2 separate regions of the Homo sapiens genome follow, and region 1 is linked to region 2. A link is an interaction called in ENCODE POLR2A ChIA-PET data of the cell type or tissue named here. Cell type or tissue: A673. All regions are shown on one strand. Each heading gives the region's core, and the rest is flanking DNA. Links, peaks and the distances in the headings are about the cores only. Region 1 overlaps ATP8B3 (ATPase phospholipid transporting 8B3). Region 2 holds the start of PCSK4 (proprotein convertase subtilisin/kexin type 4).

Evidence for each region. Peaks named below come from ENCODE experiments on the same cell type or tissue, not always from the same donor. Only the 100,000 strongest peaks of a DNase experiment are listed, where the experiment ranks them.
Region 1: POLR2A ChIA-PET joins it to region 2 with 18 read pairs; 2 of 35 experiments call an interaction of 5 or more read pairs at or near these places.

Annotation. Positions count from the first base shown.
Region 1 is chr19:1,782,223-1,798,214 of GRCh38, forward strand. ATP8B3 (ATPase phospholipid transporting 8B3) reads right to left here. Exons shown (of 29, transcript NM_138813.4): 15 at 14,752-14,783; 16 at 14,489-14,657; 17 at 13,855-14,043; 18 at 13,653-13,765; 19 at 9,779-9,913; 20 at 9,528-9,639; 21 at 8,535-8,610; 22 at 7,668-7,767; 23 at 7,139-7,505; 24 at 6,675-6,898; 25 at 4,881-4,964; 26 at 3,247-3,486; 27 at 2,937-3,075; 28 at 2,597-2,724; 1 more. The coding sequence ends at 806. Among named protein-coding and RNA genes, the nearest start is that of ATP8B3, 22 kb to the right of the region's middle. RefSeq lists enhancers at 6,683-6,732, 7,074-7,896, 13,388-14,200, 13,608-13,902, 14,201-15,012 and a silencer at 13,608-13,902. In A673, for the core only: CTCF peaks have their summits at 6,768 (motif pointing right) and 8,962 (motif pointing right); DNase peaks (open chromatin) are centred at 6,789 and 8,699; H3K27me3 peaks cover 440 bases.
Region 2 is chr19:1,484,113-1,495,092 of GRCh38, forward strand. It overlaps PCSK4 (proprotein convertase subtilisin/kexin type 4), which reads right to left and starts at 6,238. Exons shown (of 15, transcript NM_017573.5): 1 at 6,046-6,238; 2 at 5,681-5,785; 3 at 4,076-4,168; 4 at 3,852-3,980; 5 at 3,673-3,749; 6 at 3,491-3,579; 7 at 3,029-3,201; 8 at 2,741-2,953; 9 at 1-15. The coding sequence starts at 6,234. REEP6 (receptor accessory protein 6) reads left to right here and starts at 7,069. Exons shown (of 5, transcript NM_138393.4): 1 at 7,069-7,272. The coding sequence starts at 7,158. RefSeq lists silencers at 5,978-6,407, 6,628-7,167, 7,198-7,317. In A673, for the core only: no CTCF peak of the experiment used is centred there; DNase peaks (open chromatin) are centred at 6,319 and 6,709; H3K4me3 peaks cover 1,967 bases; H3K27ac peaks cover 1,170 bases.

The sequences.
Region 1 (15,992 bases), core at 4,300-12,299, 300 kb after region 2:
ATGCCAGCGTGACTCCTTTGGGCTCGAAGATGCCTCTTCATCAGATGGGTCTAGGGATTCAGATGCTACGTCACTGCTGAACCCTGGTCCCCTCCGCAGAGGGCAATGACTGCTCCTCTGGGGGCAAGGATAGCTGCTCCTCCCCGGGCACCAGCAGCCACTCCATGGATGATGATGACTGCTTCTCCGCGGGCCACAGCTCCACCTCCATAGGCTGCTCGCTCGTGGACGTGGACGATTCTTCCAGACTTGGTGGCAGAGTCTCCACCTGAGATTTGTGGGTCTTGTCTGGAAGTGGCACCGTCCCCTCCTTGGGGGTGTGAGGCTCCTTTTGCCAGCTCTTCCGGAACGGTGTGGAGGGCTTCAAAAATGCTGACTTCTCCTCCGAGGAGTCTGGCTGGCTCTCCAACGTCAGCTGGCCTGAAAGAAATGACTGGCTCCCCAGAGGCTGTGGCTGGCTCTCAAATGACGACAGCTGGCTTTCTCTGTGCAACAGTGATTTCTCCTGAAAAGAATGTGACCTCTCCTTGGTCAACAGCAACTTCTCAGGAGAAGGTGGCCTCTGCTTGGGTGACAATGACCTCTCCTGTGCCCTTGGCAATTGCTCTTGGAAAGACTCAGATAGCCTGTTGCTGCTGGTGAGCACATATTTGGGGAGGGCAGGTTGGTTTTCTGGATGAAGAGCGGATTGTCTATCCATAGAAAATGATGAGCTAGGTGTAGGGGGGAGCTGTACTTCCTGGGAGGACACCTGCCCCTGTGGCTGGTGCTTCTTCTTCCCCAGGAAGGACATCTTCCTGAGGTGTCACTGTGACTCTTTTGGGCTCGAAGCTGCCTCTTCATCAGATGGGTCTAGGGATTCAGATGCTATGTCACTGCTGACCCCTGGTCCCCTCCGCAGAATTGTGCCCTGAGTGATGAGGTTTGCATATCCCTCACGGTGGGAGAAAGCATAGCTGGAACGGCGGGCACGAGACTCCCGGTGTACATGAGGCAAGGGCTCCATGGTGAAAATCTCCTCGCTGGGGCCCTCCTCCACCTTCTCCTCCTGAAGAGCAAAGGGGAGAGCAGGGGAAGCAGACTCCTATGCTTGGCTGATGGCTCTCAGGTCCCCCAAGTAGGAGAGGCAGGATTCAAAGCCCTTGGCCACTATTGATTGGCTACGTTCTTCCCTACCCAAGTTGAGCCAATTAGAGTCCTCGACTCTCAGTGTTGAGTTCTAAGGAGGACTCTAGTCCTTTGCTTTTCAAGACCCACTAATTGGCCTTGCCCTGGAAACTAACCCTGGATCAGCCAATCAGAGTTATTCCCTGGGACTTAACTCGGGACCACCCAATCAGAGTCCTTCCCTGGGACTTAACCCTGGCTCAGCCAATCAGAGTCCTTCCCCGACTCTGGACCAGCCACCAGGTGCCTTGGCTGCCCTTTGGTGGCAAATCCAGGAGAGGTGAGCCTGGGACAGCCAGGTGCCCAGCCTGTGCAGTAAAGGTGGCAGGAGCTGGGCAGGGAGAACAGAGGTGGCAGGGCAGGTACACCATTCCAGTCAATTCTGGGGCCCATCTCAGCTGCAACTTGCTTTTCCATGCATGCTTTGGTTACGTGGGCTAGTAAGTCCCCTCCCTTTTTTTTGAGGTGGGGTCTTGCTCTGTTGCCCAGATAGGAGTGCAGTGGCAAAAATCATAGCTCACTGCAGCCTCAACCTCCCAGGCTCAAGCAAGCCACCTGCTTCAGCCTCTCAAAGTGCTGGGATTACAGGTGTGAACCGCTGCGCCTGGCCTTGAGCACATGTCCTCAAGGTGCATCCACGCTGTGGCCTGTGTCAGAGCCTCACTCCTTCTCACGGCTCAGGCGTGTTTCATTGCACAGATGGAGCGTGCCGTGTTGACCCACTCATCTGTCAACAGACTCTTATTTCTAAGTTCCTCCTTTTGCCTAAACCATTTCAAGGTTGTTTCCGTCATCTCAACCCCCAAGCTCTAGATCATTCACGGTAGAATCTGATGGTGTCAGCCAGGCACAGTGTGGCTCATGCCTGAAATCCCAACATGTTATGAGGCCAAGGCAGGAGGATTGCGTGAGCCCAGGAGTTTGAACCAGCCTGGGCACCATAATGAGTCTCCATCTCTAGAAAATAACTACAAAATTAGCTGGGCGTGGTGGTACATGCCCGTGGTCTCAGCTACTTGGAAAGCTGAGGTGGGAGGATCCTTTGAGCCCGGAAGGTCGAGGCTGCAGTGAGCCGAGATTGTGCCACTGCACTCCAGCCTGGGTGACAGCACAAGACCCTTCTCAAAAAGTAAAAATAAATAAATAAATAAAACCTTAAGAGCCCGATGGCATCAGCACTGGAATCCAGGGCGGCGTTTGGGTGCTCTCTGCTGCTTTGTCGGGGGAGTGAGGTCTCCCTTCTTGGGAAATCGGGCCCCGGGGGCACTGGGCGTGTGTCCGGGGCTCCGCACCCACCCTTCCCCCAAGCCTAGTGTCTTGGAGGGCCGAGAGGGGCCGGGACACCTTGCAGTCCCTACGCCCTGCACGGCTCCCCAACCAGGGTCCTGGAATGTACCAGATGAGGACCCCAGGCCCAGGCCCACCTCACCTTGGCACGTAGCTCCTTGAGGGCTGGGAAGATGACTCGGAGGGCCAGGACAGGGAAGGTGTTTATGGACACACTCAGCAGGACCACCAGCAGGATGGAGGGAGAGGACATCACGCTGAGGTCGGCATCTGGGGACAGGGCGGGGTCACAGCAGAGCCTACCCCCAGCTCCAAGGATGCCCCCAGGCTAGGGAGCGCCTTGGTGCCTTTGTGCCTGGTCCATAAAGGAGCGCCTTCCCCAGGACACTTTGCCGGACGACTGTCATGAGCAACCTGCAACCTCTTCCATCGGGGCTCCCCTGCACCACGACCGCCCGTCCCACTTCCCCATGGGGGCTCACACAGAAACGGGAAGGTCGTGGGGGATACTCTGAAGAGCCAGAAGCTCTGGGTGGTGGTAGTCATGATGGCGTAGAAACCAAGGCTGAGGAGGATGGTCGCCACGCACAGGGCGGTCCAGTACTTGATGATAAGAATGACCTGGACAGGCAGCGGTGGGGTAAATCCGGGGCCTAGCGGGGCTTGCACCAGGACACCAGCCCCTGGGGTCCAGGAAGGGCACCTGGCAATGCCCCCAAAGCAGGGGTCCCCAGGGGAGGAGGCCTCCATAGGCCATGTCCAAGGCCCCGGGGAGGTGAGGACCTTGCCCACCTCCATGGTGATGGACAGCAGGCAAGACAGGGCCACCACGACCGCAAAGGACTGGTGGTCGCTGAAGCTGGCGGGTCCCGCCGTGTCGCGGCTGATCCACAGTGTCATGAAGAAGTTGACCAGAGAGGTGGTCACACCATGGGCGATGGCTTGGACGAAGACCCAGTAGTTGAAGAGCTCGTCCTTCTGCCCCACCACGTACAGCTCCGGCTTCTCCAGGCTCTGCTCTGCGCTCACGTCCTTGGGGCAAGCAGAAGCTCTTGGGATTGGGTGGGGGGCGGGGGACACCCAACAGAGATCAGGATCTCCTCGGGCAGGCCAGTAGGGTGGCCACTCTCTGTGTGTGGCTCTTTGAGTTTAAGTGAGTTAAAATAAAGTAAGGCCAGGCACGGTGGCACACGCCTGTAATCTCAGCACTTTAGGAGGTCAAGGTGGGAGGATCGCTTAAGGCCAGGAGTTTGAGACCAGCCTGGACAACATAGTGAAACCCCCCATCTCCAAAAAAACCTTTTAAAGGAGCTGGGTGTGGTGGTGCGCACCTGTAATCCCATCTACTTGGGCGGCTGAGGCAGGAGGATCATTTGAGCCCAGGAGTGGAGGCTGCAGTGAGCTGTGATCGCACCACTGCACTCCAGCCTGGGTGAGAGAATGGGACCTCGTCTACAGAATAAAATAAAATGAAATGGAAAGAGCTCTGGAGGTTGGTCACTTGGCCACACGAACGCACTAGGTGATGCTGGGCTGTGCGCATGAGTCTGGCTGAGACGGGGCAGTTTACGTGATTTGTATTCCACCACAGTTAAAGATACCAGCAAGGCCAGGTGCGGTGGCTCACGCCTGTAATCCCAGCACTTGGGGAGGCCGAGGTGGGAGGATCACCTGAGGTCAGGAGTTCAAGACCAGCCTGGCCAACATGGCGAAATCCTGTCTCTACTAAAAATAAAAAAATTAGCCGGGCATGGTGGTGCACGCCTGTAATCCCAGCTACTCAGGAGGCTGAGGCAGGAGAATCGCTTGAACCCGGGAGGCAGAGGTTGCAGTGAGCTGAGATTGTGCCACTGCACTCCAGCCTGGGCGACAGAGCGAGACCCTGTCTCAAAAAAAAAAAAAAAAAGATTCTAGCAAACATGAAATGAGATGTAAAATCCAGTCCCTGGGTCACACCAGCCGCAACACAAGCGTTCCTCATGGGCACGTATGGCTGCTGGCTTCTGTGTTGGATTGCATAGCTGTGGGACACTTCCATCATCTGGAACGTTCCATGTGACCCACCCTCCCAACCCCAGATCACGTAGCCAGGGCCTCTTGGAGCTGGGGGATGATAAACCTAGCAGAGTCATCTGCTCTGATCCTCTCTCCCCATTGCATGGATGGGTAGACAGAGGCACGGGGGCTCCAGCACAGGGTGGGGGCTCCCACACACAGGAGGAGCTGGATGGCCCCGGGATGAGCGTAGGCTCCGGTGGGAGAAGGTCAATGGCAGTGGGCAGGGAGAGGTACTGGACTGCACCCCCTGAGCCCCACCCCATGGCCTGAAGGTCTCCCAGGCTCCCTCTCCCCGCCCCAAGGAGCGGAGGAGAGGAGGAGAGGCTAAGCAGAGACCTGGAAGGAAGACCCGGCCTTGCCCTGCTCACCTGCTCAAAGAGCCCAATGTAGAGAACTGGCAGGGTGCTGTACAGGAGGTTGAAAAGAGCCAGGAACCATCCTTCATACAGGGGCTGAGCCGGGGGAGAAGGGCAAGGAGAACAAGTCAGCCTCCAGGCACCCAAGGAGCCTGCCAAGCAGGCACCCAGGGAGGGTTCTGGGTGAGGTAACTCTGGTCGAGTTACACTCAAGGTTGGGGCTGGGACTGGGGTGGGGTGAAGTGCGGCCTGATAAAGGCGGCAAGATAAAGGGAGGGAGGAAAGCATGATCAAATTCCCTCATAATGGCACCTCTGAGTTTTTGTTTTAATTGGATGGCATCAAAAAAGGATACAGGCTGGGCACGGTGGCTCACGCCTATAATCTCAGCACTTTGGAAGGCCGAGGCGGGCAGATCACTTGAGGTCAGGAGTTTGATACTAGCCTGGCCAACACGGTGAAACCCCGTCTCTACTAAAAATATAAAAAGTAGCTGGGCGTGGTAGCAGGCGCCTGTAATCCCAGCTACTTGGGAGGCTGAGACAGGAGAATCGCTTGAACCCAGGAGACGGAGGTTGCAGTGAGCCGAGATCACACTATTGCACTCCAGCCTGGGCAACAAGTGTGAAACTCTGTCTAAAAAAAAAAAAAAAAAAAAAAAAAAAAAAAAACGCTGGGTGCGATTGCTCATGCCTGTAATCCCAGCACTTTGGGAGGCTGAGATGGGCAGATCACGAGGTCAGGAGTTCGAGACCAGCCTGGCCAACATGGCAAAACCCTGTCTCTACTAAAAATATAAAAATTAGCCAGGCATGGTGGCAGGTGTCTGTAATCTCAGCCACTAGAGGGGCTGAGGCAGGAGGATCACTTGAACCCGGGAGGCAGAGGTTGCAGTGAGCCAAGATCATGCCACTGCACGACAGCCTGGGCAACAGAGTGAGACTCTGTCTCAAAAGGTAATAATAATAAAAATAAAACAGAAACCAATATATACTTACTAAGGGGTTTCTGTAAAGCTCCCTCTCAAATGCCCAGGTATTAGTGATGGGAGCTCATTCCTTCTCCAAGGCACCTGCTTCCCAGCAGTTTCCCTACACGCAGGGAATAGCACTGCCCTGGGGCTCCTCTAGTCCTTGTCAGGATACCGCTCAGAGTCTGGACCAGAGCCCCAGCTCCCACAATCGGATCTTCTCTGGGGTTCAAGGTCTTGTTCACTCAACTCTCCCCAGAAGAGGAGGTCCATGTGCAGTGCCTGCCCTTGCTTGAAAGCTCTGAGTGTGCCGGGCACGGTGGCTCACGCTGTAATCCCAGCACTTTGGGAGGCCAAAGTGAGCAGGTCACCTGAGGTCAGGAGTTCGAGACCAGCCTGGCCAACATGGTGAAACCCTGTCTCTGCTAAAAATACAAAAATTAGCCAGGCGTGATGGTACACGCCTGTAATCCCAGCTACTTGGGAGGTGGAGGCAAGAGAATCACTTGAACCCGGGAGGCGGAGGCTGCAGTGAGCCGAGATCGTGCCATTGCACTCCAGCCTGGGTGACAGAGTGAGACTCTGTCTCAAAACAAAACAAAACGAAACAAATATCCTGGAAGGTGTTGGGCACAGAGCTAGACAGGGACCGTCACCTCCCTTCACCTGGACTCTAGGCCTCCACTAACGCAGCCTTGCCATGTGGCCTCAGGCAAGCCCTGTCCACCGAGGATCCCAGGGTTCTCAGTGCGTCCAGGGCTGCTCCTGGCAGCTATGGGAGGGGCAGGGCATCCCCAGAGGCCCTGGTCATGGGGCAGCCAGGGTGGGGGACGCACCTGGCCGGTGAAGCCGTTGTAGCAGGCAAACCAGACCTGCACCATCATGCTGGCCATGCTCTTGTAGAAGAAGTAGCGCAGGAACTTGCAGATCCGCACGTAGGACCAGCGGCCGTGCACCAGCAGGAGGCGCTGCAGGAAGCAGAACTGGCCGAGCACGAAGTCGCTGTTCTGAACTGCCTGCATGCCCTCCTGGCCCGCCAGCCCCACGCCCACGTCCGCGGCTGCAGGGCACAAGCAGCTGGTCAGCCCCCCGCACGCCCCCAGTCCCGCCCGCCCCCCCAGACCCCCGCACTGTTCTGCCCCCTATCAGCCCCCCCCATCTGCTTCAGGTCCCCCCAGTCCCACCGCCGCCTCCATCAGCGCCCCCCTCACCTGCCCCAGGTCCCCCCAGTCCCACCACCGCCTCCGTCAGCCGCCCCCCACTCGTCCCAGGCACCCCCAGCCCCGCCGCCGCCACCCACTCTTGATCATGTTGATGTCGTTGGCACCGTCCCCGATGGCCAGGGTCACCACCTGGTGGTACTTCTTGACCAGGGCCACGATCAGGGCCTTCTGCTTGGGCGTCACGCGGCAGCAGATGACCGCCTGGCACTTGGACGCCAGGTCCACGAAGGCGCGCTCCTGCAGCACCTCGGAGCTACGGCGGGCTCTGGAGTCCTGGGCTGGCGGTGCAGCCAGCGGGAGCCCGAACCTCCGGCACAGCAGGGACAGGCGCCTGGCGTAGAGGAAATCCCTCCTGGACTGGCCGAGCTCCTGCCACGCCTCGTCCATGTTCACGTTCTGCGCCAGGGCGCGCGGCTCCTTCCGCAGGGACACCAGCAGTTTGTCCTGGCCGGCGGGGAGGGGGCTGTGCCAGGCGCCGTGGCCTCCAGGCCAGACTGGACCCTACCCGGCCCTCGGCCTCGCCAGCAGTCCCCACCCCGAGCCCGCCGCCCCTCCAGGCCCCTCCCTGGCGCCGGGACCCCGCCGTCCACCCTGAGCGACACTGACCAGGAAGTCTCCGTTAATGACCAAGGCCAGCTTGACCTGCGACAGGGACTCCCTGGTTAGAAGGTTGTTACTGTTTTCCCAGTAGGTCTCCAGGATGCGGCTGCGGGGCGCAGGGGTCAGCGGGGCAGGGGAGGGGGCGGGCTTCTCCCCACTTCCCCGGGGGCTCCACTGCCCCTCCCACCCCTTCCACTGCCCACTCCCCCACCCCTGCCCCTTCTCCTCCCCACTTCCCTCTTCCCCTCCCCTTTCCTCCTCCTCCCGCCGCTGCCCCTCCCCTTCCCCTCCACTGCCCACTCCCCCACCCCTGCCCCTCCCCCTTCCCTCTCTCCTCCCCTCTGCCTCCTCTCTCCTCCCCTCCCCCTCCACCGCCCACTCCCCTCCGCTGCTCCCCCCTCCCCTCCCTCTCCCCTCCCCCTCCCTCCACTGCCCCTCCCCTCCTCCCCACTGCCCCCATCCTTCCCCTCCACTGCCCACTCCCTCACCCCTGCACCTCCCCCTCCCCTCCCTTCCCTCTCCCCTCCCCTCTCCCCTCCCCTCCCTTCCCTCTCCCCTACCCTCTCCCTCCACTGCCCACTTCGCCACCCCTGCCCCTCCCCCTGCCCTCACCTTCCCTCCCTCTTCCCCCTCCCTCCTCTGCTCCTCCCCCTCCTCTGCCTCTCCCCTTCTCCCTCCACTGCCCCTCCCCCTTCCCTCCAAGCTCCCTCCACTCCCCATTACCACACTCCTTCCTCCTACCCTTCCCTCCCCTCTCAATCCCCCCCTTCCCACTGTGCCTTGGGCTCCCCGTCCAGTGAGACACGCACCTGGGTGCTCCTTGTCCTCACCTCCCCACTCCCCTTGCTCACCCCCCAACTCCCCACTTCTTACCTAATCTCCTTCTCCTCCAGAATGAGCATATTCTCTGACAGCAGCTCGCAGGCGAAGCCGATGTTCACAGCCGTTTCTGCGAAGCAGACCAGCTCAGCGCCTCTGCGACCCGCCCCGCACTGGCTGCCTGGGGGCCACGCCCACTCTGCCCGGTGAATCCTGGCCCGACCAATGGCAGCCACATGCCCCACCCCCTGGCCATGGTGATTGGTTCAGAGAAGGGCTTGTAACCCAGGCTCACCAATGAGAGCCAGCCCTGAGATTTTGGCTGTAGTTCTGGCCGGGACTGGGCTGCCCAGAGATGTGTCTGAGGCCAGGATCAGCAGGCACATGTGCCTAGGATCCACAGTGCCTTCAGGAACCCACAAAATGTCTCAATATCTTTTTAAATCAGAAGGGAAATAATTGAATATGTTTCCCTGGGCTGGCTCCTGGCCGACAGAGGGCACCCTGAAAATCACTTTTTTTTTTTTTGACAAGGGCTCACTCTGTCACCCAGGCTGGAGGGCAGTGGCGCAATCACGGCTCACTGCAGCCTCAACCTCCTGGGCATAAGCGAGCCTCCTGCCTCGTTTCTCTGGAGTAGCTGAGACCACAAGCATGTGCCACTGCGCTCCTCTGAGAGTTGCAGCATTTTTTTTTTTTTTTTGAGACAGAGTCTCGCTCTGTCGCCCAGGCTGGAGTGCAATGGTGCGATCTTGGCTCACTGCAACCTCTGCCTCCCAGGTTCAAGCGATTCTCCTGCCTCAGCCTCCTGAGTAGCTGGGATTACAGATGCGCACCACCACACCTGGCCAGGCCCATTTTTGTATTTTTAGCAGAGACGGGGTTTGACCATGTTGGCCCTGCTGGTCTCGAACTTCTGACCTCAAGTGATCCGCCCGCCTCGGCCTCCCAAAGTGCTGGGATGACAGGTGTGAGCCTTCAAACTTCAGGGAAGTTTGAAGACCCATGCTGCAGGGGCTTAGCCACCCGGAGCTGCCCGGGACTCACCCTGCTTGTCCCCGGTGAGCACCCATATTTTGATGTTGCTCTTCTTGAGACATTTGATGGTTTCAGGGACACCGTCCTGGAGTCTGTCCTCGATGGCTGTGGCTCCCAGCAGCTGGTGGGGGAGGAGGGCAGGGCGGGGAAGATGCTGAGCAGCCGTCCAGCTCCCTGGCGGGGGCAGGAGAGTCCCAGGGCCCCCTTGGGTGCCCCCGCTGCCCACCCACCCTGAGGTCCTGCTCCATCTCGTTGTACACCTGTTGCAGGGCCTGTGCCCGGTTCTGCAGCAGGAGGCTGGCCTCCTGGTGGCGCTGCTGCCAGTCCTCGTAAATGTCCTCAGCCACCTCCCTGTAGGCCAGGCACAGTGTCCGCAGGGTCTCCTGGGCAAAGGCCTGGGGGCCGGGCAGGTGGAAGCTGTCACCATGCTGAAGCCGACATCCGAGGCTCAGCCCTCCCCAACCCCCTGCCGGGCTCCGGAGCCTGGGTCCCCCAACCAAAAGCCTGTTGCCTCCCCAGCCAACAGCAGCCAGAAGGGATTCAGAAAACTGGTCTGAGGCCGGGTACGGTGGCTCACGCCTGCAATCCCAGCACTTTGGGAGGCTGAGGCAGGCGGATCATTTGAGGCCAGGAGTTTGAGACCAGGTTGGCCAACATGGTGAAACCCTGTCTCTACCCAAAATACAAAGATTAGCCAGGCATGGTGGTGGGTGCCTGTAGTCCCAGCTACTTGAGAGGCTGAGGCAGGAGAATTGCTTGAACTTGGGAGGCGGAGGTTGCAGCGAGCTGAGATCACACCACTGCACTCCAGCCTGGGCGACAAAGTGAGACTCCATCTCAAAAAAAAAAAAAAAAATAGAAAAAACAATAGAAAGAAAGCGGGGAAGAGGGCTGGGCGTGGTGGCTCACACCTGTAATCCCAGCACTTTGGGAGGCCGAGGCAGGCGGATCACTTGAGGCCAGGAGTTTGAGACCAGCTTAACCAATACGGTGAAACCGCGTCTCCACTCGAAACACATAAAAAATTAGCCAGGTGTGGTGGCGCATGCCTGGAATCCCAGCTACTCAGGAGGCTGAGGTGGGAGGATCCCTCGAACCTGGGAGGCCGAGGTTGCAGTGAGCTGAGATCGCCCTATCGCACTCCAGCCTGAGTATCAGAGCAAGATTCTGTTTCAAAAAAAAAAAAAAAGAAAAGAAAACTGAGCTGCCCCTGCTCCCCACCTACTCTGTCTCAGACACCTGCTCCCACCCCCAGACCCTCAGCTCTCTTTTGCCTCCAGACCTTCTTGGAGGACTGTTTCCCTGCCAGGAACACCTTCCCTATGCTTTGCACAGCAAATTCTTTTTTTTTTTTTTTCTCGGGGGTGGGGGATAGGGTCTCACTTTGTCACCCAGGCTGGAGTGCAGTGGCCCAATCATAGCTCACTGCAGCCTCGAACTCCTGGGCTCAAGTGATTCTCCTGTCTCTACCTTCCAAATAGCTGGGATCATAGGCACATGCCATCACACCCGGCTAATTTCTTTGTATATATATATATTTTTTAAATAGAGGTGGTTTCACCATGTTGCCTGGGCTGGTCTCGAACTCCAGAGCTCAAGCAAGCTGCACACCTGAGCCTCAAAACGCTGAGATTACAGGCAGAAGCCACCACACCTGGCCTGCATGGCGAATTCTGACTATCACTCAAGACCTTCTATGCAGTCCACCCACCCGGTGCCTTCCCCAGCTGGGGCTCCCCCAGTCCCAGGCCCCTCCCTCTGACCCCTCAACTTTGGCTCTCTGAGCCCCTTCCTTGGGCCCCTCATTTCTCAAGGGCCAGACCCAGGGTTGGGGCCTCTAGGGGCTGGGAGGAAACTGGGCAGGCCCAGAGAGCAGGCACCCCAAGGGTGGTCGGGGGGTCCCCAAGGAAGGTGCCCTTACGGCTTCTTACCCCCCGACCCTGCCCCCAGCTTTGTGCTCCAAGGGGTGGCCTTAGGTCTCAAATTTGTTTATTTATTTATTTTTATTTATTTATTTTTTGAGATGGAGTCTCACTCTGTTGCCCAGGCTGGAGTGTAGTGGCGCGATCTTGGCTCACTGCAAGCTCTGCCTCCCGGGTTCAAGCGATTCTCCTGCCTCAGCCTCCCGAGTAGCTGAGACTACAGGCCTGCACCACCACATCTGGCTGATTTTGTAGTTTTAGTAGAGACAGGGTTTCACCAGGTTGGTCAGGCTGGCCTCGAACTCCTGACCTCAAATGATCTGCCCGCCTCCCAAAGCACTGGGATTACAGGCGTGAGCCATCGCGCCAGCCTGTTTATTAAGAGACAGGGGTCTCGCCCTGTCGCCCAGGCTGGAGTGCAGTGGTGCGATCACAGCTTGCTGTAGCCTCCACCTCCTGCACTCAAGCGATCCTCCTGCCTCAGGCTCCCAAAGTGCTGGGACCACAGGCACGCGCCACCATGTCTGATTTCCCTTTTGTTGTTGATGGGGCACGGGTCCAAGAGCTTGGGCTTGACACAGCAGAGGAGCTTCACGGACATTGGCAGCCTCCGACAGGCCTTGACCCTTCTTCCGGCCTCAATTTACCCATCCATTCCCTGGGGTGGCTGAGCTAAGCTGACCTGCTGAGCTCCTGGGCTCTAGGTCATTATTGTGACCGCACTTCCAGTTCAGAGTGCCCCCACATCCTGGCAGAGCAGGGGACACAGGACATCTTCCCACACACACCCCGCTGCCCTGTGCTCCATGCTGCTGGGGCCCCAGCAGAACCTGTGAGGAGCCCCCAGGCTGGACGCAGAATCCTCTGGCCCTGTAGGGTCAGGGCTGGACCAGGGGGAGGCAGCCTGGGGTGATGACAGCCCCATGTTGGCAGGGGGTGGGGCAGGAAAGGCCCCATGTGTGGGGAGCTTGTGGCTGAGTCATGAGGACACCGAAAGCTTCTGAATGACAAAGGTGCAGGGAAGACCCTCCCAGCACAGGAAACAGCATGTGCAAAGGTGCCAAGGCAGCACCTGAGAGTGGGGAAGTCACAAGCCAGAAACTGGGTCCTAGGGAGTCCCTTGGTGAGGCCAAAGAGAGACCAGGCTGGAGAGGTCAGCAGGGGACAGAAAAAGCCTCAAATCCTGGGCCGAGGAGTTCGGGCTTCCCCCACAGAGTGGGAAGCTTTGGAGCAGACGGAGCTGAGTGTGTCCTGGCAGCTGGGCCAGCTCAACCGCACGGTCGTCTTGTGCAAATGAGAAAAATACACCCTTGGCCGGGCGCGGTGGCCTACGCCTGTAATCCCAGCACTTTGAGAGGGCGAGGCGGGTGGATCACCTGAGGTCACGAGTTGGAGACCAGCCTGGCAACATGGTGAAACCCCATCTCTACTAAAAATACAAAATTGGCCGGGCGTGGTGGCGGGCGCCTGTAGTCTCAGCTACTCAGGAGGCTGAGGCAGGAGGATAGCTTAAGCCTGGGAGGCAGAGGTTGCAGTGACTCAAGATTGCACCATTGCACTCCAGCCTGGGCAACAGTGCAAGACTCCCTCTCAAAAAAGAAAAGGCAGGCTGGGCGCGATGGCTCATGTCTGTAATCCCAGCACTTTGGGAGGCCAAGGGGGCAGATCACCTGAGGTCAGGAGTTCAAGACCAGCCTGGCCCACATGGCGAAAACCCATCTCTACTAAAAATATTAAAATTAGCTGGGTGCACTGGCGTGTGCCTGTAATTCCAGCTCCTCGGGAGGCTGAGGCAGGAGAATCACTTGAACCCGGGAGGCGGAGGTTGCAGCGAGCCAAGACTGTGCCACTGCACTCCAGCCTGGGCGACAGAGCAAGACTCTGTCTCAAAGAAAAGAAAAGAAAGACAAGACAAGAAAAAGAAAAAGACGCTCTCTCTCTGGGGGCTACACTTGGGAGTTCAGCTGCCTCCCAGCCGGTGTGTGTGTGTTTTGTGTGTTGCCGGGGGAGGGTGTTTTGTACAGTGCACAACATACCTCACTGTACATAGCCATCCCAGGTACCTGCAGCCTTCCATTTCTCCGTACAGTCTCCTCCCCTGCCTCCTCCTCCTCCTGTCCCTACACACACACACACACACACACACACACACACACACACACACACACACACACACACACACACATAAGCCAGCCTTCCTGAAGGGACTCACAGCCAAGGCCTCCTCTGTGGCAAATTCCATTGCCCCCCTCCTGTGCAAGCGTTCGAAGATGACCGTGTCGGCGCCCTTGGTGTACAGGCAGATGGCGCCCTCTGGCTTTCGAACTGTGGGGGAACAGGCCCTGCTGCCCACAGAGGCTCCCCGTCTGCCCGCCCCACCTTGGGGGGCCCAGGGCTTGGGTGGCGGGGCTCACCCAGCACCGACATCCGTTTGCGCGTGCTGTTGAAGTCCATTATGGCCAGGACCTGGTAGACCCGTTCCTCCCCCAGCTCCATGATCGTGACGGTGTCCTGGGTGCGGGACAGGAACACGTAGCCGAAGTTCCGGGCTGCGGTGACCAGCGCCCCCTCGTCGGGGGAGGCCGCCTGGTACAACAGCTGGTCTGGTAGGGAGGGGGGCCATTTTGGGGTCACGTGGTGGAGCCCGTCTCCATCTCCACAGTGCAGGGAGGAGATGGGTATCGCCTGGGCTACACCTTTATTGATGGTGGCCGGGGACCCCCGCCTGTACAACCCAATGCATGGAGGTGAGCACTTGAGACTAGACGACCTTCCCGCTCAACAACAGATCCTCGGGCTCCGACCGCAGGCCTGGACATCCTTTAGCCCTGACGATGACACGTCCGCCCTCCCGCCACGATGCTTGTCAGCACTGTCTGGGCTCCAGGCCCGGACGCCCTCGAGGTGCGGCTGGTGTCACACCGGCCTCAGCGCCCCCCAAGCCAGCTGAAAGCCCTGGAAGATGGGCCGGGTGAGCTGCGGGGCTGGGGACACTGCCGTGCCCCGGGGGCTGAGCGGCCTCAGAGATGGGGAGGTGGGTGGGCGCACCTGGGCGCTCACGGGGGCTCTCCCGCACCATCACCGTGTGGCAGATGGCCAGCAGGCGCCAGAACTCCCGCACGGCCTCGTCCCCGTTGGTCCGCACGAGGTGCAGCAGGGCCGCATTGTGGAAGAGCAGCTTCCCGTCGGCGAACTTGTTCCAGAGGTAGGGGTTCTCCTGGGGGTGGCGGGGGCACGGGCCGGCTGTGGGTGGGCCGCTCCCCGTGCCCCGTCCCCCTCACCGTCCCGCGCTGCAAGCCAGGCAGGCTCACCTTAGGTCGGGTCGTGGCCTCTGAATCCGGCCCTGGGGAAAGACACAGCTTCCTGCTTCAGCTCCCACAGGCCCCCCATTCGGGATCCCATAGCCCCTGACCCCTAGTTTCAGGCTTCCGGGGGCCACTGGTGCAGCCACACAAGCCAGGCCTGTGGCCCTGGAACCGACACCCCGAGCAATCTTGGGGCGAAAGCTGACCTCAGTTTCCACCACCTGCAGAAAGCGGGGAAGAGGGGAGCACACCCATCCTGTCTCCCAGGGACCCCAAAAGGACAGCCTGGAGCCGGATGCGGCCCCGTCCCGTCTCCCAGGGACCCCAAAAGGACAGCCTGGAGCGGGATGCGGGCTAGGGACCCCAAAAGGACAGCCTGGAGCGGGATGTGGCCCCTTCCTGTCTCCCAGGGACCCCAAAAGGACAGCCTGGAGCGGGATGCAGCCCCATCCGTGGGACACACTTTGTTTCCTCCTCCTGGGGTTTTTGTTCTTTTTTATTTTTATTTATTTATTTATTTATTTATTTATTTATTTATTTATTTATTTTTGAGACAGAGTCCTGCTCTGTCGCCCAGACTGGAGTGCAGTGGCACAAGCTCAGCTCACTGCAACCTCAGCCTCCTGGGTTCAAGTGACTCTCCTGTCTCAGCCTCCCGAGTAGCTGGGATTACAAGCTCATGTCACCACGCCTGGCTCATTTTTGTATTTTTAGTAGAGATGGGGTTTCACCATGTTGGCCAGGCTGGTCTCAAACTCCTGACCTCCAGTGATCCGCCCGCCTCAGCCTCCCAAAGTGCTGGGATTACAGGCGTAGCCACCGCACCCAGCCACTTTTTATGCTTTATTGTTCTTAGAAATGGGGTCCTACTCTGTGGCCCAGGCTGCAGTGCAGTGGTGCGATCATAGCTCACTGCAGCCTCAACCTCCCGGGCTCAAGACATCTTCCCTCTTCAGCCTTCCAAGTTGCTGGGGCAACAGGTGCATGCCACCCCTTTGTGGTGTCTTTTGTGTGTGTGTGTGATGGAGTCTCTCTCTATCACCCAGGCTGCTGGAGTGCAGTGGCGTGACCTTGGCTCACTGCAACCTCCACCTCCGGGTTCAAGCAGTTCTCCTGCCTCAGCCTCCTGAGTAGCTGGGACTACAGGTGCCTGCCACCATGCCTGGCTAATTTTTGTATTTTTAGTAGAGACGGGGTTTTGTCATGTTGGCCAGGCTGCTCTCGAACTCCTGACCTCAGGTGATCCA
Region 2 (10,980 bases), core at 2,963-10,962:
CAGGTCCGTGGTGACCTGAGGGCAGAGGGGGGTGGGACTCGGGGGGCCGTGCACAGTGAGAATACAGCCCTTCTTCAAAAAGTACCAAGGACTGGGCGGGCGCAGTGGCTCAGGCCTGTCATCCCAGCACTTTGGGAGGCTGAGGCGGGCGTGTTGTCTGAGGTCAGGAGTTCAAGACCAGCCTGGTCAACATAGTGAAACCCCAACTCTACAAAAATACAAAAATTAGCCAGGCATGGTGGCGGGCACCTGTAGTTCCAGCTACTCGGGAGGCTGACACAGGAGAATCACTTGAACCCGACAGGCAGAGGTTGCAGTGAGCGGAGATCACACCCACGCCACTGCACTCCAGCCTGGGCAACAGAGCCAGACTCTGGATTAAAAAAAAAAAAGTACTAACGACTGAATTCAAAAAGTACCAAGGGCTGGGTGCGGTGGCTCACACCTGTAATCCCAGCACTTTGGGAGGCCGAGGTGGGTGGATCACCGGAGGTCAGGAGTTCGAGACCAGCCTGGTCAACACCTTGTCTCTACTAAAAATACAAAAAAATTACCCGGGTATGGTGGCGGGGCACCTGTAATCCCAGCTACTTGGGAGGCTGAGGCAAGACAATCACTTGAACCTAGGAGGCAGAGGTTGCAGTGAGCCAAGATCACACCGTTGCACTCCAGCCTGGGCAACATGGCAAGACTCCATCTCAAAAAAATAAAAAAATAGTACCAAGAACTGAAGTCAAAAAGTACCAAGGACTGGCCACACAGTGGCTCACGCCTGTAGTCCCAACACTTTGGGAGGCTGAGGCGGGCAGATTGTTTGAGCTCAGGAGTTTGAGACCAGCTTGTGGCAACATGGTGAAACCCCGTCTCTACAGGAAAAATACAAGAATTAGCTGGGTGTGGTAGTGTGCACCTGTAATCCCAGCTACTCAGGAGGCTGAGGCAGGAGGATCGCTTGAGCCTGGGAGGTAGAGGTTGCAGTGAGCTAAGATTGCACCACTGCACTCCAACCTGGGTGACAGAGTGAGACTCTGTCTCAAAAAAATTTAAAAAAAAAGGTACCAAGGACTCCAAGGACTGAGTTCAAGAAGTAACAAGGACTATGCTCAAAAAGAACTAAGAGCCTGGCCAACATGGTGAAACCCCGTCTCTACTGAAAATACAAAAAAATTAGCCGGGCATGGTGGCGTGGCCTGCTATTCCCGGCACTTTGGGAGGCCGAGGCTGGTGGATCGCTTGACCTGAGGAGTTGGAGACCAGCCTGGCCAACATGGTGAAATGCCATCTCTACAAAATATACAAAAGAAATTAGCAGGACATGGTGGCATGCTTGTGGTCTCAGCTGCTCAAGAGGCTGAGGCACAAGAATCGCTTGAGCCCGGCAGGCGTAGGTTGCAGTGAGCTGAGATCATGCCACTTCACTCTGTTGCACCCAGCCTGGGTGACAGAGCGAGACTCCATCTCAAAAGAAAAAAGAAAGTGCTGGGCACTGTGGCTCACACCTGTAATCCCAGCACTTTGGGAGGCCGAGGTGGGCGGATCACGAGGTCAGGAGATCGAGATCATCCTGGCTAACATGGTGAAACCCTGTCTCTACTGAAAATACAAAAAATTAGCCGGGCATGGTGGCGGGCACCTGTAGTCCCAGCTACTCAGGAGGCTGAGGAAGGAGAATGGTGTGAACCCGGGAGGCGGAGCTTGCAGTGAGCTGAGATCGCGCCACTGCACTCCAGCCTGGACGACAGAGCCAGACTCCATCTTCAAAAACAAACAAATGAAAAGAAACCCTGGGCTGAAGTGATTCTCCCACTTTGGCCTCCCAAAGTGAGCTGTTGCGCCCGGCTGGATTTGTTTTTGTTTTGTTTTGTTTTGTTTTGTTTTGAGACAGGGTCTCGCTCTGTGGCCTAAACTGGAGTGCAGTGGTGCAATCTTGGCTCACTGCAACCTCCATCTCTGGGGTTCAAGCGATTCTCCTGCCTCAGCCTCCTGAGTAGCTGGGATTACAGGCGCCCGCCACCATGCCTGGCTAATTTTTTTTTGTATTTTTAGTAGAGATGGGGTTTTGCCATGTTGGCTAGGCTGGTCCTGAACTCTTGACCTCAGGTGATCCACCCACCTTGGTCTCCCAAAGTGCTGGGATTACAGGCGCGAGCCACTGTGCTTGGCCTGGATTTGGGTTATTGATTGATTGATTGATTGATTTTTGAGACGGAGTCTCACTCTGTCGCCCAGGCTGGAGTGCAGTGGCCCGATCTCGGCTCACTGCAAACCCTGCCTCCCGGGTTCATGCCATTCTCCTGCCTCAGCCTCCCGAGTAGCTGGGACTACAGGCGCCCACCACCACGCCCGGCTAATTTTTTGTATTTTTAGTAGAGACGGGGTTTCACTCTGTTAGCCAGGATGGTCTCGATCTCCCGACCTCGTGATCCACCCGCCTCGGCCTCCCAAAGTGCTGGGATTACAGGCGTCAGCCACCGTGCCTGGCCTTTTTTTTTTGTAGTTTTAGTAGAGACAGGGTTTCACCATGTTAGCCAGGATGGTCTTGATCTCCTGACCTTGTGATCTGCCTGCCTTAGCCTCCCAAAGTGCTGGGATTACAGGTGTGAGCCACCGTGCTCGGCCTGGATTTGCATTTTCAAAGCAGCTTTGGGAGGGTGCTAAGTCACAGTGGTGGGGACAGGAGGAGGCCAGGCTGGGATGGCAGGGCCTGGGGAGGGGACCCTGTTGGGGCGGCTGCACTCACGATCTGGGGGTCGGTGGCCACGCCGCTGCTGTAGGTGGTGGTGAGGGTGGAGGCGCAGGCTTCGCTGTACCAGGGCACGCGGCCCTGCTGGGTGGTGCTGCCCACGGAAAGCGTGTGGATGCTGTTGGTGTAGCCGTCGCAGTTGCAGTTGTCGTAGTGCAGGCCGCCGTTGCCCGAGGCCCAGATGAAGAGCGTGCCCAGCCCGCCGCGGCCCTGGGAAACCAGGAGGGGCGGGGAGGGGGCGTCGGCCTGGCCTGCCACCCCTGCCCTCCTCGGGCTGCCACTCACCTTGGTCACACCACGCCGGAAGGCCTCGCGGGTGAGGATGCCGGGGCCGTCCACCGTGCGGCCGTCGTCCTCGGGACCCCAGCTGGCGCTGTAAATGTGGATGTGCTGCGGCTGCAGGCTCAGCGACTGGGCCTCGATGACATCGGTGATGGTACCGTCCAGCATCCGTACGCCTGCAGAGCCAGGGCGGGAGGGCCGCTGCCACCGGCCCTGCCCTTCCCCACACCCCAGCCCGCCCCGCGCCACTCCACACCACTCCCCAGCCCTACCTGGGCCCTCTCTCTGCTCCCTGGAGTGGGACCATTCGTATTGGCTCAGCACCCCCCAAGCCCTGGAGTCTGGGGCCCTAGCACCACCCAGCAGTGAGAGGGTGGGCTCCCGAGTCCTTGGGCCCAGCTCCCCGCCAGAGTCACCCCCTTCCCTCTCTGTCCCGGAATGGTGCCGCTGGGGGACCCCGGGTACCTCCGATTCGGGCGTTGAAAGCGACCCCCACACCACAGAAGCCATTGTTGGCCATCGCGGCCACCTCCCCAGCACAGCGGGTCCCGTGCCTGGTGCCAGGGCCAAGAGGGGCTCCTGTCACGGCCTCCATCCCCCTGCCGGGTACTGGGGCTTCCCCCGTGTGCTGTGGGAGCCCTGCTCACCGGTTCTCTTTGCTGGGGGTGTAGCGGGGCTGGGGGTCCGGGTCGTAGTCATTGAAGTCATAGCTGGCCAGGGGGTCCTGGGGGCAGGTGGGGATATGAGGGGGCCGGGAGGCGTCCCTAGGGTGGTGCCAGCCTCGGCACCTGGGGCAGCCCTCGCCCACAGCCACCCGCGGTCTCACGTAGTTGGCCCAGAGGTCCGGGTGGTCCTTCTCGATGCCATCGTCCAGCACAGAGACCACGATGCCCTGGCCTGACAGCCCCTGACTCCAGGCCTGCAGGATGCTCAGGTCTGGTTGGGCCTCGCTGTTCTGCAGGGGGAGGCGGGGTTGTGACCCTGTGAGGGCCTGGAGTTGAGGGCGCCAGCGGCCCCGTCCCCGTCTACCCACCCTGGCTGCCTGCTCACCATGTACCACTGCTTGGAGAACCAGGGGTCCGTGGGCACCACGACAGAGCGTTTCACCCGCCGCTGCAGCGTCTGCTGCTGGAACCACTGCACCTGCAGAGCAGAGGGTGCATCAGGCCTGTCCCCTGCTCGCCCCTGGGGCCCCTCGTGGTTCAGGGAGTGAGGCAGCCCCGTGCCCTGGGACCCTGTGTTTGTGGGGGTTGCTCTCCAGGGTCCCCATGTGCCTGGGGCTCTGTCTGCAGTCGGAAGGGGTCGAGGCTTTTGGACCACCTGTCCTTGGGCCCACAGACGCGTCGTTGCTGCCGCGGGTGACTGCAGGTCCCCGGGTCCCCACCCCACTCTCTCCCCCATCCCTGTTCTAGATCCTTCTATCTCTCTCCTGCATCACTTCCTTATTTTTTTTCTTTTTTTGAGACAGAGTCTTGTTCTGTCGCCCAGGCTGGGGTGCAGTGGCGCAATCTTGGCTCACTGCAACCTCTGCCTCCTGGGTTCAAGCGATTCTCCTACCTCAGCCTCCCAAGTAGCTGGGACTACAGGCGCACACCACCATGCCCGGCTAATTTTTGTACATTTAGTAGAGATGGGGTTTCGCCATGTTGATCAGGCTGGTCTCGAACTCCTGAGCTTAAGTGATCTGCCTGCCTTGGCCTCCCGAAGTGCCGGGATTACAGGCATGAACCACCACGCCAGGCCTGGCTTCTCTCTTGCAAACCACATCAGGAACTGGCCACTGCTCTCCCTCCCGGTGCTGTAAGCAGGCAGCTGTCCAGTCCTGTTCAAGGCACTTCCTGGCCTCCGAGGGCTTCCCAGGCTCCATCCCAACCCCTCAGCTTGACATCCCAGGCATTTTCTAGACAGGGCCCAGCCCGATGGGACCCAGGCCCCTTTCTGAGCGCCTGGACACTGCGTCCTGAGGGCCACTGGGTGACTGTAAGCCTCCTACTTTTTTTTTTTTTTTTTTTGAGACGGAGTCTCGCTCTGTCGCCCAGGCTGGAGTGCAATGGCGCGATCTCGGCTCACTGCAAGCTCCGCCTCCCGGGTTCACACCATTCTCCTGCCTAAGCCTCCTGAATAGCTGGGACTACAGGCGCCTGCCACCATGCCCGGCTAATTTTTTTGTATTTTCAGTAGAGACAGGGTTTCACCGTGTTCGCTAGGATCTCGTCTCGATTTCCTGACCTTGTGATCCGACCGCCTCCGCCTCCCAAAGTGCTGGGATTACAGGCGTGAGCCACCGCGCCGGGCCAAGCCTCCTACTCTTTGGAACCCATTACGGTGTCGTAAAATCCCCTTCCCTCCATCCCATGACCTAGACGGTGGGGAAGTCACGCCGTCTGTCCCTCCTTACCAGAGCCCCTGGGGCCCAGAGGAGGGAGGGGGAGGACAAGAGGTGCCCACTGTGTACCAGGCCCTGGCAGGCGCCATGATTTCCGTATCTGGGTCTTCCTGCCTCCTCTTGCTGTATAGACTTGGGGCCCGGGCGGGTCTGAGCCACAGAAAGCACACAGCTGTTCATAACAACCACGAGAACCACAGAAGATGGCTGGTGGCCCCAGGAGGCAGCTGAGACCCCGGGCAGGGGGTTGGCCTCCAGGCCAGGCTCACCTTGGGGTTTTTCTTCAGGTGCAGGCGGTGGCCCCAGTGCGGGGTCAGGGACTGCTGGACCACGCCCCGGTGCCGCAGGTGAAAGTACTGCCCGTCAGGGAAGATCTGGGGATGTGGGGAAGCGGCCGCACCGATGGGACCCGGCTCCCCTGCTGAAGCCCCCGAGGGCCGGTAACAGCCCCCTTCTTTGTCCTTCCCCAGCAGGTGCTCTCTGGGAGTCCCAGAAGCTGAGCTTGGCTGAGGCAGGGGTGGGCTGGGACTCTTGATATTTAGAAGACCTTGTGGGCTCCCTCCCCCTTGTCGGGGTCTAGGGTTGTTCAGTCCCCTCCAAGCCCCCACTTCCCGTCTATCCCGGTCCCACCCACCGGCCCCAGGTTGACGAAGCCGAATTTGCGTGCCAGGCGCTCGACCTCCCGGTTACCCTGGGACACCTGGACGGCCCAGCTGCTGACATAGATGGGGGCTCGGACCGGGGCCCACCCCACAGCCCGGGGGCGGACAAGGGCCAGGGCCAAGACCAGGCGCAGCCACAGCGCAATCGGGGCGGGCCGCATGGAGGCGGGGCGGGAGCGGGGCCTGCGCAAATCCCCTCCCTCCCGCCAAACCGCCGAGTGGGCCCAGGCGTCCGACCCGCCCCCGGCGCCATAGCAACGCAGAAGGCTTCGACTCCCAGGGGGCCTTGCGGCTACTCAGCCAGGAGGGGCGCGAAGATCTAACAGAAGCGGGAGAGGGACGCACGCCTGCCCGTCTTCCGCAGACCCACACCCTCGGGAGCCTCAGTTTTCCCATTTGTACAACGACAAGACTAACCCAGAGAAGCGGGTTCACTGTTGCGATAACGCGTCCTACCCTTTGTTTGACCTCTCCCACTTTCCAACACACCCCTCCTTCGAGAATCAGCCCGGCCTCCTGTCCGGCCTAATCAGAATCATTCTTTTGCGTAATCCCGCCTCCTCCGATAAGCCTCGCCCCGTTCCCGCCCCTACCATTCCGCCCTGCCTCCTTTGTGATCAGCCCCGCCCTCCACTGGTCTCGCCAATGAATCGCGTCCCGTTTCTCCAATCGGCTCGGATGTTTCTTTAGCCCCTCCCCCCGGTTCCGCCCCCCCACGCCTCTCCTCGCCCTGGCTCCACCCTTCAGCCAATAATCCCATCCTCTGACACCGCCCTTCCAATCAGCTACGTCTCGCTCCGGCCCGGCCAATCGGTGCCCTGGGCCGCCGCGCCCCGCCCTCTCCCGGCGGGGTCTGGGCAGCGGCGGCCGTGGCGGAGGGCTATGCGGCGGGGGAGACGGGGCAGGCCCCTCCTCCTTTGTCCGCCCTGCCCTCCCATTGGTCCTAGCGGGGGGCCGGGGGCGGACACCGGCGCGGGGCCGGAGCATCGCGGCTCAGGCTGCGGGAAAGCGGTGCGCGTGCAGCGGGGTGGGTGCCCTGGTCCGCGGGCGAGCTCGAGCAGCCAACCCCGGGCGCGTCGGGGCCATGGACGGCCTGAGGCAGCGCGTGGAGCACTTCCTGGAGCAAAGGAACCTGGTCACCGAAGTGCTGGGGGCGCTGGAGGCCAAGACCGGGGTGGAGAAGCGGTATCTGGCTGCAGGTGAGCCGTCGGCGCTAGCCCGTTTCGCCGACGGGCACACCGAGGCCATGGGCCTGGGGGTCGCAGACCGGACTCCTTCCCCGGCTACGGGGTCCGGTCCGGCCGGTGGAGCGCGCGAGGTGACTGGGACCTCGAGGTCCGCCCGCAGCCCTTCCCTTGCCCGCGCCCTGCGACCCTGCTCCCGGGCCACCCCTCTCTAGCTTCCGCCCCTGGCCGCCCCCCGACGCCTCCTTCCGGGCGCTGGGTGCCTGCCATGCCGAAGTCCGGTTCTTCCAGTTGCCCAGTGGCCCCAGAGGGGTCGGGATGCCAGTGTCCTGCGCGTTTCGCCGTCCCCCTTCCCCCGTGGACCCCGGCCTGGCTGCAACAGTAGAGATCTTCCCGTTTTTCTGAGGGGAGGCTCCTGGCGGGAAGGGGAACGGACCGTCCTGGGGGCCTGCCCAGGACCCTTCTCCTTTCCTCCTCCTCTCCTGCCCTAGCTCACCTTCCCCCAGCTCAATGGCTTAGTGCCACCGAGCGTAAATGTTTGTTAAGACGGAGTTGGGTTGTCTGACGGCTGTGATGTGGGGAGGCTGGACTGGGGCCCACAGAGCCGGAGATCCAGGCACCCCGATTGTGACTCCATTACAGTTCTTCCGTGACTTTCACCCTTGGTGACGCTGCGCGCCCCTTCCCCTTTCCAAATCTCTAGCAAGAGCATGTAGTAAACGCTCCTTAAATGCCTCCCTCCCCACCTTTAAAACTTTTTTTTGAGACCGAGTCTTGCTCTGCTGCCCAGGCTGGAGTGCAGTGGTGTGATCTTGGCTCACTGCAACCTCCACCTCCTGGGTTCAAGCGATTCTCCTGCCTCAGTCTACCAAGTAGCTGGGATTACAGGTACCCACCACCATGCCCGGCTAACTTTTGTATTTTTAGCCGTTCAACATGGTGAAACGGGGTTTCACCATGTTGGCCAGGCTGGTCTTGAACTCCTGGCCTCAGGTGATCTGCCCACCTCGGCCTCCCAAACTGCTGGGATTACAGGCATGAGCCACCTTGCCTGGCCTAAAACTTTTTAAAATTAACTTTTTTAAGAGACAGGGTCTCACTATGTTACCCAGACTAGTCTTAAACTTCTGGGCTCAAGCGATCCTCCTGCCTCAGCCTCCCAAAGCTCTGGGATTACAGGTGGAAGCCACTGCACCCAGCCTTTCTTCCGTTTGTGTGGTGCTCCCAGCCCCACTGGCTCTGCCTTCTCTTCCAGGAAGCTCCGCAGAATGACTCACAAGGACTTGCTCTGGGCCTGGGGTATTCTGGGTAGAGGACAGTGCCACTTTTTTGAGCACCTTCTGCAGGTGGATCCCAGGAGTCCAGTTCCCCCCCAATTTTCCCACCATCTGGGGGTTCCCATGCCAGGCAGCGCCAGAACAGTCTGAAGTCTGTGCCCACACCCTGGAGGTCCCCAGGTGCCTGGTCCCATGTGCAGCGCAGCAGGTGGCATGGGCATGGCCCGGCTGTGCCTGCCCCCGGGAGCAGGTCCCTGACCTCTGCCCTCCCTTTCCACATCCCTGGGGCTAGTGGGCAGGAATTTAGGTCGTAGAGCGCCCAGGAGGCAGGCAGCAGGGAGGGGCTGCCTGGGGCACCGTGTCACCAGAGACGAAACTGAGGCACAGGGAGGCAGGGGCTGCCTCTGTGCCTGTTCTGTCTGAAGCATACAGTCCTCCACCCTGCCCACCCCCAGTCCCATCTGCTGCTAATCTTGGGGGCTGGGCCTCCCTCCACAGTTCTGATGTCCAAGGTCATCCTCCCGTCGCTGAAGCTGCAGGAAAAGGGATTTAGGGGAGGGACGCCCTGGGAGAGTCATTCCTCCCCACGAGCCAGGCCCGGGGAGAGATGGCAGTCCCTCATCCCCATCTCCCACCTCCTTTAAATTGACAAATCCCACACCCCTGGGTAACATACGAAGAAACTCAGAGGGGACAGTGACTGGGAGGCCACTCCTGGGACCAGCTGGGGGACTCCTCCTACCCCTGACCTTGGGTGCTTTTGGATAAAGACTAAAGCAGGTGGGAGGGGCTGGGGGGACTTGGGCCTCTGCCCTTTGGTCCAGAAGTGGCCTCTATCTCACTCTGCAGATAGCAGCCCCAGGGGAGGAGGAAGAAGGCTGTCCAAGCTCTCTGGAGCACATAGGTTCCCTGTGTGACCTTGGGCAACACCCACCCACCCCCAGTTTTGGCTGTTGAATAATTCAGGAAAAGCACAAAACCTGGCACACAATAGGCGCTTAATAAATGCAGCTGTCGTAGTCATTCTTTTCAGAGCCAGGTTCAGGATTGGGGCTGAGCTGGACACACACACACACACACACACACGTTTTTCTCTGAACACCCTCCTTGCTGGGACTGTGTTATAGTTGCCTGAAGGCACTTAATAAATGTGCAGAAAGGCTGATGGCGGTGGCTCACGCCTGTAATCCCAGCAGTTTGGGAGGCCAAGGCGGGCGGATCACCTGAGGTCAGGAGTTTGAGACCAGCCTGGCCAACATGGTGAAACCCCGTCTCTACTAAAAATACAAAAATCAGCTGGGCATGGTGGTACGCTCAGCTACTCAGGAGGTTGAGGCAGGAGAATCACTTGAGCCTGGGAGGCGAGCTTGTAGTGACCTGAGATTGCGCCACTGCACTCCAGCCTGGGTGACAGAGCAAGACTCCATCTCGAAAATAAATAGAAATAAACGTGCAGAAAGGCGTTCTCTCTGTTAACTTGTAACCATAGGAGGCAGGGGCCATTACTACTCCCACTTACCAAGGGGGAAACTGAGGCTCCATGCAGCCACAGCCTCACTCAGTGCCGGCTGGTGAGTGCACACCCGACCAAAGGGCTCTCCTCCACCCAGGGGATCGAGATGCTGGGGTTTGCTGCCTCCAAGACAGGAGGTTCTCAAAGGGGGTAGCCCTGCCCCCCACCCCGCCCCAGGGGACACTGGGTGATGTCTGGAGATACCTGTAGTCGTCATGACTTGGGGGCTGATGGCATGGAGTGGGCAGAGGCCAGGGACACTGCTCAGCACCCTGCAGTGTCCAGGACAGCCACTTCCCCCTCTCCACCGAAAACAACCAAGAATGACCCGGCCCTGAACATCAGCAGTGCCAAGGCAGAGAAACCCTGCGCTAAGATAACAGATGAAACAGTTGCCTTTCTCAGCTCTAGAATCAAGTCTTCATGACAGCCTGGCCTCCCTTGCAGGTTTCTGCCATCCCTTATATTGAAACACTGGCCTGTTTTCCCAGTGCCTCCCAAAGGGCCTGGAATGAGATGGCTATCGTTGCAGATTACACTTTTTTTTTTTTGAGACGGAGCCTCACCCAGGCTGGAGTGCAACGGCGCGATCTTGGCTCACTGCAAGCTCCGCCTCCTGGGTTTACGCCATTCTCCTGCCTCAGCCTCCCCAGCAGCTGGGACTACAGGCACACACCGCCATGCCTGGCTAATCTTTTGTATTTTTAGTAGAGATGGGGTTTCACCGTGTTAGCCAGGATGGTCTCCATCTCCTGACCTCGTGATCCACCTGCCTCGGCCTCCCAAAGTGCTGGGGTTACAGGTGTGAGCCACCGCGCCCGGCTGCAAACACTTCACTGGGCAGCTATTCCGCACCCACCCCCACTGCCCAGCGTCGAGCTCCTGCCTGCCCTTGGGGAGCTCTCAACCCCGGTGGGGGACATGGACACGTTG